Linked DNA regions of Homo sapiens: region 1 is linked to region 2. Evidence: chromatin contacts called from ENCODE Hi-C data. All regions are on one chromosome and are shown on one strand. Each heading gives the region's core, a stretch centred on a gene start or an enhancer-like site at or near the end of the contact. The rest is flanking DNA. Distances are from core to core; before and after follow the strand shown. Region 1 has its middle 47 kb from the start of PICALM. Region 2 has its middle 58 kb from the start of DDIAS.

Evidence for each region. A loop is a pair of places that touch in the nucleus more often than their neighbours do. Pooled maps may share reads with other maps.
Region 1: a loop to region 2 is called in a pooled map, with 2.7 times the contacts of the local background. The contact joins two enhancer-like sites. A Hi-C loop is called at or near these places in 2 of 37 single-sample maps with no recorded cell type and 1 of 50 pooled maps.

What each region holds. Positions count from the first base shown.
Region 1 is chr11:86,113,316-86,119,496 of GRCh38, reverse strand. No RefSeq gene overlaps it. Among named protein-coding and RNA genes, the nearest start is that of PICALM, 47 kb to the right of the region's middle. RefSeq lists an enhancer at 2,738-3,207. Within about 2 kb of position 3,361, at least 5 of the 41 ENCODE cell types and tissues checked have a DNase peak (open chromatin) inside an H3K27ac peak, as active enhancers do.
Region 2 is chr11:82,956,924-82,962,467 of GRCh38, reverse strand. It overlaps the pseudogene RPL7AP54. Among named protein-coding and RNA genes, the nearest start is that of DDIAS, 58 kb to the right of the region's middle. RefSeq lists an enhancer at 1,590-1,749. Within about 2 kb of position 1,872, at least 6 of the 41 ENCODE cell types and tissues checked have a DNase peak (open chromatin) inside an H3K27ac peak, as active enhancers do.

The sequences.
Region 1 (6,181 bases), core at 2,112-4,611, 3.2 Mb before region 2:
CAAACTCCTGACCTCAAGTGATCCCCCACCTCGAACTCCCAAAGTGTTGGGATTACAGGCATGAGCTACCGTGCCTGGCCTTGAACCAGTTCTGATGTAATGCCTCTTGCAGGAAAATCCCAGGAGTTTTTGGGATGCTTGTTTCTGGTTCCACTACAAAACATCACAGTCTTAGGTAGACTTAATACAAGTGGACATAATTATGCAGCCCTGTTCCACATCATTAGTGAGAGTAAATGCCTCTGCCAGGATTCTGCCAACACTGTTTCTAGCCAGACATCCATTAGTAAACATTGCAGTCTTAAAATACTGGTTGGCTTCTGTGCCTGGGCTGTCTGCATAATGGAAACTAGGTCTAGATTTTTTAAAGTATCAACACGGATAAGCAAAGAAATGCTGTTCTCTAAGGGATGTAGTTAGAAATTTGGGGAACCCAGAATTTTGGTAAAGGCTTTTAAAATTTCTTCTTTTTAAATTTAAAATGTCCTTAATGAAAACATGAAAGTATTTCTTGTCTTATGATGATGCCAAGCAAGGGGCTAACTGGCTCCCTAGCTCTAACTCCGTCTGGCTCAGTATTACCATTTTACTTTCTACATAGAGACCAGAATACATTAAAACACTGTTTCTCTTCAACCTTAGTATTTGATCTATCCAAGTGGGTATTTCTAACAAATTGAAAGTATTTAATTGAAATGCATGTTATAAATAATTGCAATAATTTACACATTCTTAAAAATAACAATCCTTTTAGTTAGTAGATGCTCAACAATTTCAAAAACACCCTGTGTTCTCTCTTTTGATCCTTGACAACCCTGTGAGGTGGAAAGTGTACATGATACGGGTGAGAAAACTGAAGCTTAGAGAGATCAAGAATTTGGCTAAGGTCACAAACAAATTAGACTGTTTTCAAGATCTGCCTAAGAGTTTGTGATAATATCTTCTTAGTATTCCTTGTCGAAGGAGGAGAAACTGCCAGTTAGGTGGGAGAGTTCCAAACTCTGTACCCTGCACACAAGTCCTGTGATCTCATCTGGCTATGAGCTCCCCAGGCTTGCTACAACACCCTGAGTGACATCTGCCTCTGTCACTTGTCTAGAAGGAAAGGTGTTTAACCTAAAATGATTTACTTTCCACATGTAAGTAGTAGAAATCAAAAAGTCTTATCAGAAAGCCAACGTGATAAGAACTTTCTGAGACTTTTTCACAAACCAGTAGTACTGACATGGTTACAAACCTCATTGCCTTTTTGAGTAAAGAATGACAAATAAATGAGAATGGTAAATTGCAGATATCATCTTAGAAGCAGTGACATTCTTGGTAGGTATTGATAAAGAATAAGACATTGAACTTGCTGAGTCTCCTTCCCAGGAAGAACTCTATGAACTTCCATATGGTCTTTTCTTTTACATTCATCACAACAGCCCCACTGAGAGTCTAGACAGAAATTATGATCCCCATTTTACCTATAGAAAAGCTGAGGGTCCAGAGATCAATCGACTATTCCAAGGTCACATGGTGTCATCAGAAGAGACTCACACCAGAGCTAATTTCTCTTCAATGATTTGATTATTACATGTAAGTGACTTGCTTGAGGTAATCAAAGGAAAATATTTGGAGAATGAGGACATTTATGACATGCTTATCAAATATGCAGGTGACTGAGGACTGAGTGCTATGCTAGTCTTAGCTCTGATTTGGATAAGTTACTTAACCCTTCTGGGCCTCAATATCCTTCTTGGGGAAATGAGACAGTTAGTTGAACTAGATTAGGTTTTTCCAACTTTCTTTTTCTTTTTAATTTCATCAAATTAAAATCTGATGAATTTAATTGATAAAAGCTGATCCCGCCTCCTGCTTGGCTCCCTCCACCGCCTACTAGACCCCTGGACACAATCTAAAACCACAGTATTAGGTCATCTGAAAGCTTCTTCCTGTTCCTAAATTCACTGTTTTTATGATTGAAAGCAACTAGCCTCCTAATCTGGTACCTGTTCATGTTCCCTGCAGCATCTTGTGGTATAAAAGAGCCCCCAGACATGATGTCAGAGGAGCTGGGAGTGAATCCTCACAACCAATTATCTATGCAACCTTAATCAAGTTGCTTCACCTCTCTAAGTCTCTGTTTCCTCATCTATAAAATGAAGATAGTAACCCTTCCCAGGTAAGAGTGCTTTGTAAACTGTAAGAGACTAAGTAAATGGACGGTGTCATTAGTATTATCTCCTGTGTACAATATCCTTCTCCATGGAGAGGCGGCTTTATCCTTAGAATGACTCAGAGTACCAGTATGGGTTGAGCTGCTCTTTGGCAAGCTTGCCTTGGTATCTATTGTATTTGGGCTTCATCTTCCCGTGAGCTGAAAGCCAAGTCAGTAGAGAGGATGTGAGCTACCAACACAGCAAATAATTAAACCAAGGAGATGCCATCATTAAGTCCAAAGGGAAAAATTATCCCCATATGGTGACCTTGATAATAATTGCCCAGCTCTATTTCCCCCTCCACACGAAGCCATATTCCAATAATAATTACTGTCATTTGAGTGCTTACTTCATGCTAAGTAGATACTGTTGTTTACATGAGTTGTCTCATTTAATCTTCATAAGAACCTTTTCAATGGCATTACTCCTAATCTGCAGTGAGAAATAATCTGAAAAATAGTGTATTTTTCCTATTTTGTAGCTTAGAAAGGCTAACTAATTTGCTCAGATAATCAGTAAGTGACAGAGCCTGGACTCTGAATTTAAACCTCTGAACTGATCACCTCTGCCTCTCCCAATTGGAAGAAATGATTTTCCACACTCACTACGAGGGCCAACAGCCTCATTCCTGTTTATCTTTGCCATGCTTTAGTCAGCCCCATCTCTCCATGTTAATTATTATTTTCATTTCTTTCTCTATTCAAAAAGACTCCACTCATCTTCATAAAACTCAGAGGTGGAAAGCACCTATTAGTCATTGATGTCCCTGCTAACCACAACCCCCCTACTTGTTCTCTGTAACATGGTTTCTGCTCAGGGAGCCTCAGGGAACGGAGCCCAATCTCTTCCTTTGCGGAGTTAGTCCCGTAACTAATTCATCTCTGTCAGGAAGATTTTCCTCTTAGGTTTATCCTCTTCTTTAGTTTTGTATTTTATCCAATTCTTTCTCTCTGTGGGCTGCACACTTCAGCTCTTCAGATCACATTGCCTAAGCCTGCCCAGGCTCTCAGCAGTGATTTTGCTGAGCTGCCTCTTTCCCTTTTTCCATGGTCAGAGTAGCTTTCTTATTAGCACCTGGAGGATGGTGTCTCCAGTGGACAGAGGTAGAGGTGAGCCGTGGGAGGATGTTGGGAAAGAAAGTGAGGAGGAAGAGGTGTGAGCAGGAGGTTTGAAACCTGCTTAGTCAGAAACTCTTGGATCCAATTTGGCTTGGACCTTTCTCTTAAGTTGCCCCTCTACTGGCAGCAGAGGCATTTGCTATCCAGCTAGGCATGATTCCATTAGGATGCTGTCCCAGGCCCTAAAATTGGTGTCAGGAATCACAGAAATAAATGGAGTGCACCAGTACAAAGGAAGACATTGTGGTACAGTGGAAAGCATGTCAGCTTTAGGATTTGAAAAATCTAGTTTAAATCATTGCTCCACTTTTTACATAACTGTATGGTTTGGCAGTCATTTAACCTCCTGAACTTCAGCTTACTCATTTGTAAAATGGAGAGATAATACCTAGCTTAGGAGTTTCCGTAAGGATTATGGAGAATGGCCTCACACATAGTAGGCACTCAATCAATGACAGCTATTATTTTTCAAAGCCCTAATTCTAAACCACTTCCTCATAACCATGTTTCTTATTTGGAGTCTCCGGGCAACTGGCCTTACCTCTTATTCTTCCATTTTCATTGTGCTACAAACCAGCCTATAGCATTCTCATGTTCTAGCTTCACCTGCAGCATCAACAGTTCCAGACAGTTCCCCACAGTTCCTCACTGCCTTGAAAGCAGAACTCAGGTATGAGCTTTTAAATCCAAATTAACATTAATTTTGTTTTTCAATTTTTACTTTGATGTGAACTTTACCACTGCCATGTTGACAGGGACATAGATACTAATCTATAGGATAAAGCCCATTTATTAATAGGCTGTAAATGAGTGTTGGCAATTTCTCACTTGTATCAAAGACCCATTCCATATGCATGGGTATCAGCAGTAGTATCTTAATATGCAAACAAAATCCAACTTGAACAAATTTTGTTACAATACTCTTTTCAAGTGAATGCATATAAGCATCAGCCAAAAGAACACTGCCTGTCTCTTGGATAACTGAAATCTACTCATTTAACAAATATTTATTGAGAGTCTACAATGTACAAAAGACTTTGAAGGTGCTGGGATACATGATAGGACATGAGGTTAGCAGTCTTGGGGTCACTAAAGCAAATCCCCTCTTTAATGTAGCTTACATTGTAGTGAGAAACACAGGATACACAAGTAGACACATAAAGAAAATAATTTGAGATAATTTCTTCAATGGAGAAAACTAAGCAAAGTGATATAATAGTGACTAGAGAGGCTATTTTATTTATATATTTGTTTTTACTTTAACTTAAAATATCAAAATAATAGATGCACACTGGCCAGGTGCAGTGGCTTATGCCTGTAATCGCAGCACTTTGGGAGTCCAAGGTGGGCAGATCACTTGTGGCCAGGAGTTTGAGATCAGCCTGGGTAACAAGGCAAAACCCCATTTCTACTAAAAACAAAACACAAAAATTAGCCAGGTGAGGTGGCACACGCCTGCAGTCCCAGCTACTTGGGAGGCTGAGGCATGTGAGTTGCTTGAGCTGGGAGGCAAAGGTTGTAGTAAGCCGAGATCATGCCACTGCACTCCGGCCTGGGTGACAAAGTGATATTGTCTAAAAAAAAAAAAAAAAAAGAAAGAAAAAATGGATGCACATAATTCTATTTTTTAAATCTTTACTAATCAAAAGAAAGCTGGAATAGATGCACATAATTTTTAAAAATTTATGTAATTCTAAAACGTTTAATAGGGAGAGGAGGGATAGAAAGGCTCCTCTGAGGAGATGATAACTAAGCTGAAACTTGGATTATGAGGACACAGCTATGAGAAGGCCTGGGGAAAACCACATCAGGTAGAAGGAACAGCAATCCAAAGGCTCTGAGTGCAAATGAGCATGGTGTGCAGGTTAATGAGATAGGAGAAAAAAGTACAATGTAGTTGAAATGAACTGAATAAAAGGGTGAAAGGTAAGAGGTGAGACCGTAGAGGTGGAGAAAGGCCAGATCATATGGGGTTTCACAGGGTATGGCACAACTGTTGGTTATGTTCTAATTACAGTGGGAGACTATGGATGGGGCTGGAGTAAGCAAAGGAGAGATATGGACTTATTTCTGTTTTTAACAGATGATTCTATCTGCTGGATAGAGGATGGAGTATGGAAGGGCAATAGTGAAAACAGGAATCCTTTGCAAAAGTCCAGGTAAATGATGATGGTGGCTTGGATGAGGATGATATCAGTGGTGATGGTAAAATTCAGGATTTATTTAGGAGGAATTAACCTCTAGGATTTGTTGATGAATTGGATTTTGGGAGCAAGGTAAACAGGAAACCAGAATGAGTCCTAAGTTTTGACTTGAACTCCTTGGGGTATGGTGGTGCTATTTACTGACATATGAAAGACTGAGTGTAGAACATGTTTTGGGGATTGGGTTTTGATTTGAAAATGTTAAGTGTGATAGACCTATGAGACAATCATAAGGGGATCTCTAAAAGCCAGCTTGCTTGGCTATTACAGGATACTCCCATTCCCAGTTCTCACACTGCATGTCCAGCTGGTTGGCCAGGTTAGGGATCTGCCAGAAAAAGAAGCAACATGCATGCTAGTCTAGATGCCTTTGTGATTAATTTGCAATTTTTTCCTGAGAGTTGATTTTTGGGCTCAGAGGAGCATGGTGGGCACTCCTCGGAGAGCTGTAGTATATTCTAAGATGTGTCTAGATACCTGCGGTTGATAAAGGAAGTAGTTTCCCAGAACAGAGTTATATTTGGCCAAGAAACACTTCCAGTGACATTTTCCACTTGGCACATAGATAGAAGATGGCATCATGTGAAAAAATAATACAATAACATGTTTCCTATACATAGACTCTTCCACTTCCAATTCCAGTTCCTAGATTTATAGA
Region 2 (5,544 bases), core at 623-3,122:
AATTAGTTCAATGATTGTGGAAAATAGTGTGGCAAGTCCTCAAATATCTGAAGACAGAAATACTATTCAACTCAGCAATCCCATTAGTGGGTATACACCCAAAGGAATATAAATCATTCTATTATGAAGACACAGGCATATGTTCATTGCAACACTATTCACAATACCAAAGACATGGAATCAACCTAAATGCCCATCAATGATAGACTGCATAAAGAAAATGTGGTATATGTATACCAAGGAATACTATGCAGCCATAAAAAAGAATGAGCTCAACTAGCTGGGCATGGTGGTATGTGCCTGTAGTTTCAGCTATTTGGGAGGCTGAGGTGGGAGGATGACTTGAATCCAGGAGACAGAGGTTGCAGTGAGCTGAGATTGCACCACTATACTCCATCCTGGGTGACAGAGCCAGACCCTGTCTTAAAATAAAAAAGAATGAGATTGTGTCATGTCCTTTGCAGGAACATGGATGGAGCTGGAGGCCATTATCCTTAACAAACTAATGCAGGAACAGAAAACCAAATATGGCATGTTCCCACTTATAAGTGGGAGCTAAGTGATAAGAACACATGGACACACAGAGGGGAACAACACACACTGTGGCCTATTGGGGGGTGGAAGGTGGGAGGAGGGAGAGGATCAGGAAAAATAACTAATGGGTACTATGCTTAATACCTGGGTGACAAAATAATCTGTACAAAAACCCCCCATGACACAAGTTTACCTATGTAAAGAACCTGCACAAGTACCCCTGAACTTAAAATAAAAGTTAAATAAATTAAAAAAACAAAAAATACAGGGTAAATGCCATAGTGTCTGGTACATAATAGGCATACAGTAAATGATGAGTAATATTACATGTATAAAATAAAACGTTAATTATCTAGCAGGCCATTGAGAGATGGTGTCTAGTTAATTAGGCTGAATGGCTACTCAGTTACAGGTTTAATATTAGAGTCACCATATCCACTTGCCTGTGTTATATAAGAAAGAAATACTCCAAGATAAAGGAAGAGTTGTAAGATATTGTCAATGGCATTTATCGACCCTAATTAACTTAATCACGTCCATTCAGCTTGTTCAAGTTTATATTTGTTCAAATGCTTTCAATCAATCTGTCTTCATCTGTTACCGGCCAAACTGAAAGCCCTGAGACAAGTAATCTCTTTAAGCCCTGCTGAAATATAGCTATTTTGCCAAACATACAATACCCTAAGCTTGGATCTTGAAAAAGGTGATAAATACTTCTCCAGCAACTGCTGGTTTTGGGGCCTCTGTTTAGACATCTTGCATAATATTTTTTTCATGATTCTTTTGGTTGGTTGATTTTGCAATTATTGAAGTCGTAATCAATAACAAGTATATACAGCACCTGGATCTGATTACAGGCACTGTTGTATCCATTAACCCAGCTCTGAGCCCTTGCAGTTACTTTCACCAAATGAAAGGCTGCTGGGCACCCCTGTGTTTTACAATGTCATGTTATTATTTCCCACTCAAGGCAGGCAAGGGGTGGACAAACAGCTTGTCTTGGCACAGCTGGTGCCTCTAGTTAGCAGAAAATGCTTCAGACTGTGAAGGAGCTGTACGGAAGGGCCAAGTGGTCATGCACTTTGGCTTGGCACATAAAGGGATCTTATTAGAGGAAAGGTGTGATTTTTTTTTTTTACAGGTGAATTTATGTTTCTCCCTTGGAGGCAACTTTCTCTAATCACATCACAAATTAGGCTGAAAAACAAGTGATAGATCAGAGAAAACCACTGCAGGATACCTAACCTATGCTTGACCTTAAGTTATTCAAGTAGTGGCAGACATTGATCAACAGGAAGGAAGGTGTTTCACCGAGAAATGTCTAGCTTGAGAGATGAGGGTTCATGCAGCATTCTCCTTTAGCCTCATGAGTGGCAGTGCAGAGTACTGGAAAAATTAGAGCTCTGGTTCTGCCACTTATTAGTGACATGGTCTTAGCCTTGAGAAAGTTACTCGACCTCTGTAAACTCAGTTTACAAAGTTTACAAAAATATTTTCCTCAATCCTCATAGGTTACTTATAAGGAATAAATGAGCAAGTATGTAAAATATCTAAGAGATGGCTCAGAGGGAGAGGCTCCACATATTAGAGTCTTTTGCTTCCCTCTGTATAATGCACATATTCCTTTTTTTCAAAAAATTGATCTTTAAACATCTTTAATATGAACTAAAACATGAATACGGAAAAAGTGTATTATGTAATGGAACTATTATAAACACCCTTGTATTTGTGTCAGGAAATAGAACTTTGCCAGCCACCCCAGAATCTCTTCTTTCCACCTCAAAGTAACCGCTATTTTCACTTTCGTAGTCATCAAGGAAGTGATGCACCCAAATGTGTATCTCAAGGCACTTAAGTTTAATCTTGCCCATTCAAAAAAAAAAAACAACTAATATACATTTTAAATAATTTTAGTATATATCTCTTTCTCTCCCTTACAGTAATCTGTGGAAGAATGTGAACTGTTTGACCTGCAGTTTCTCACAGTCTGGATTTTGCTGATTTTATATTTATGGTGGAGGTCTGCATGTTCTGTCAGTTGTATATTTTTCATATTGACAGCTGGATGCAGAGGGAGTATACTCATGTTTAATCCCTTTGGGAAGATTATAGGAAGTGGTATCTTCTTCCATCAGAAAGCAGATATCTTCTTGTCTCTCTTTGGAATGTTAGCAACCATCGACGCTCATTGAGTGCATCCATTATTTGTTGGGGGTTACAAAATGGTAATATTCCATTTCTACCATTTAATAAATGCATTAATTAAAATATTTTTATAAAGAGAGCTTCCCTTCACCTATTTGGTTATCCAATGGTACAATTCATGAGAGAAAAGCAAGATAAATTTTTAATTTTTTTCCCTTTTTACCAGTTATCAACATAATAAATTGGTTCTCTATCATTATCTGAAGGTGATTAGTGTTTTTTTAATTGTTCAAAACCGTGAAAAATATTAAATGTCAGGTTTTTGTTTTGCCTTGTTTTTTTTAAGAGATGAGGTCTTATTTTGTCACCCAGGCAGAAGTGCAGTGGCATGATCATAGCTCACTGCCATATCGAACTCTTGGGCTCAAGGGATCCTCCTGCCTCAGCCTCTCAAGTAGCTGAGATTAAAGACTTGTGCAATTGTGCCTGGCTAACATTTTCATTTTCATTTTTTGTAGAGATGGGGTCTTGCCATCTTGTCCAGGCCAGTCTTGAACTCCTGGGCTCAGTTTTTTTTTTTCTTTTTTTTTGGAGACAGGGTCTTGCTATGTGCCCAAGCCTCCAAACTCCTGAGCTCAAGTGATCCTCTTGCCTCAGCCTCCCAGGTAGCTGGGATTATGGGTGCATTCCACCACATTTGGCTTTGAAGGTGACTAGTTTTTAAAATATTATAAACTTATGAAATATACTTATGTATTTATAAAAATACTATATACACTATCTCTAATTTTTAAATCATTTTTTATATTCTTCCAGTAATATTCTATGCATACTAAATTATTTGTGTATCTTGACAGATATTTGTTTTACTATTTTGCTATTGCAAACAATGCTTTATGGAATATTTTTCTTTTATACTTTCTCATATATGAGTGTATTTGTGAGATAAATTCCTGGAAGTGGGATTGCTGCTTTTAAAAGAGCACATCAATTTAAAATTTTCATAAATAATGCCAATTTATTTTCCACATAATTAATACCAATTACATTCTCATTGTCTTAATCCATTTTGGGCTGCCGTAACAAAAAAAATCTGAGACTAGGTAATTTATATCTATGATAAATAAAATAAAATACATTTCTCATACTTCTGGAGGCTGGTAAGTCCAAGATCAAGGTGCTCACATCTGGTTTCTGGTGAGGGCCTTTTTGCTGCATCCTCACATGATGAAAGGACAAGTTGGAAAGCTAGCTAAATGCTACGTGAAGCCTCTTTTATATGTGCCTTAATTCTATTGATGAGGGAGGAACCCCATGGCCTAATCACCTCCTACAGATCCCACCTCTTAATACTATCACATTGGCAACACCTGAATTTTGGAGGAAACACATTCAAATCATAGCACCAATTGACACTGTATCAGTAGTAAGGCATTCTTTCAAAAAAATACTTTCAATTGGGTGGGGATGTAGGGCATAAGAGGTCAGAAAAGAAAGCTTGAATTCTTTTTGGCTGAAGGAGAATTTTTTATTATCTTTCTGTACAGAAAACTCAACAGTGTGCATTTAACTAAGCTTAGTGGCATGTTTTTTAGCCTTTGTCTTTTCTGGCTTGGCATTGTAAGCCACAGATTTTGGACCCAGGATGTTGCCTCCCCATTGATGGTGGATCTCATTATATCTGTCATTGTAATTGATCCTGAAGCTCCCAAAGTTTAGCTAAAGCTCCTTGTTTTTTCCATTTAACCTGTGTGAAGGTGACAATGATGCAGGTCCTCCTGTGGACTAAACTTCCCGGCCTTGCCTTCTCTTTGATAACACAGTAAGGGACCCCCATTTTACAACACAGGGCTGGCAGGAAGACAACCAGCTTGATGGGATCCATATCTTGTGCAGTCAGCACCAGCTGAGACTTCTTGTTCACCATTGAGTTGGTGACAGTATTAACCCCTGCTTGAAGGACAGGTGAACTCTTAGTGGGGATGTCTCCATTGCTGGCAGCATTCCTGTCAGCATGGGCCAACAATTCCTGCTTCTTCTCTTGCTTTGTCACTGGTCTGTACTCGTGGGCCAGCTTAAGAAGCTGAGCAGCTGTTAGGAGGTCCAAGGCCTGGGTAAACTGGTTAATCACAAGAGGCACTTCCAGTGACCTACAGAGGATAGTTCTTTGCTGCTGCAACCTAATATAATGAGGCCATTTGACAAAGTGAGTGAGATCCCTTTGGGGTGGATGTCCTGTCCAGTGCTAAAATTCTTAGGCCTTTTCTCAAACAGGGGAGATTCACCACTTTCTTGGCTTCTTGCTTCTTCATGACAGCAGGGGCCCCAGCCATCTTCTTCCCCTTGGTCTTATTTTGTTTTAGCATCTTGGGTGGCTAGAGAAGAGACAACAGAAAGCTCAAATTTTAACAGAGGGAGAAAGACAGGGGAAAGGTCATGGTGAAAGTGAGGAATTGAAATTGAGTAAAGATATTACAACTATAAAGCAGGTGGAAATTCAAAATGGTATATGAATAATGAAGGGGCAGAAGGAAGCAAACAGAAAATGCTGGTACTGGCAGGTGTGGTACTGTGGGAGGAGCACTGAACTTGAGAGCAAGTACCATGTTCACAGTCATTATCTTATTTAATTCTCATAGTAGCCTTAAGAGATATTGTTTCTTTTTTTTGCAGATAAGAAAGTAGAGGCCATGGAGATACAATATCTACTTCACGGGATTTTATGTGAGTTAAATGATGTAATGTATGTGATACCACCTAATAGCATATGAGATTCTTGAAGGCATAATTATCTTCAACCTAGTACAGTGCCAGGTACAATCTGGAACTGCAATTTGCTGAATATTTTTAATAAATGAAAGAACC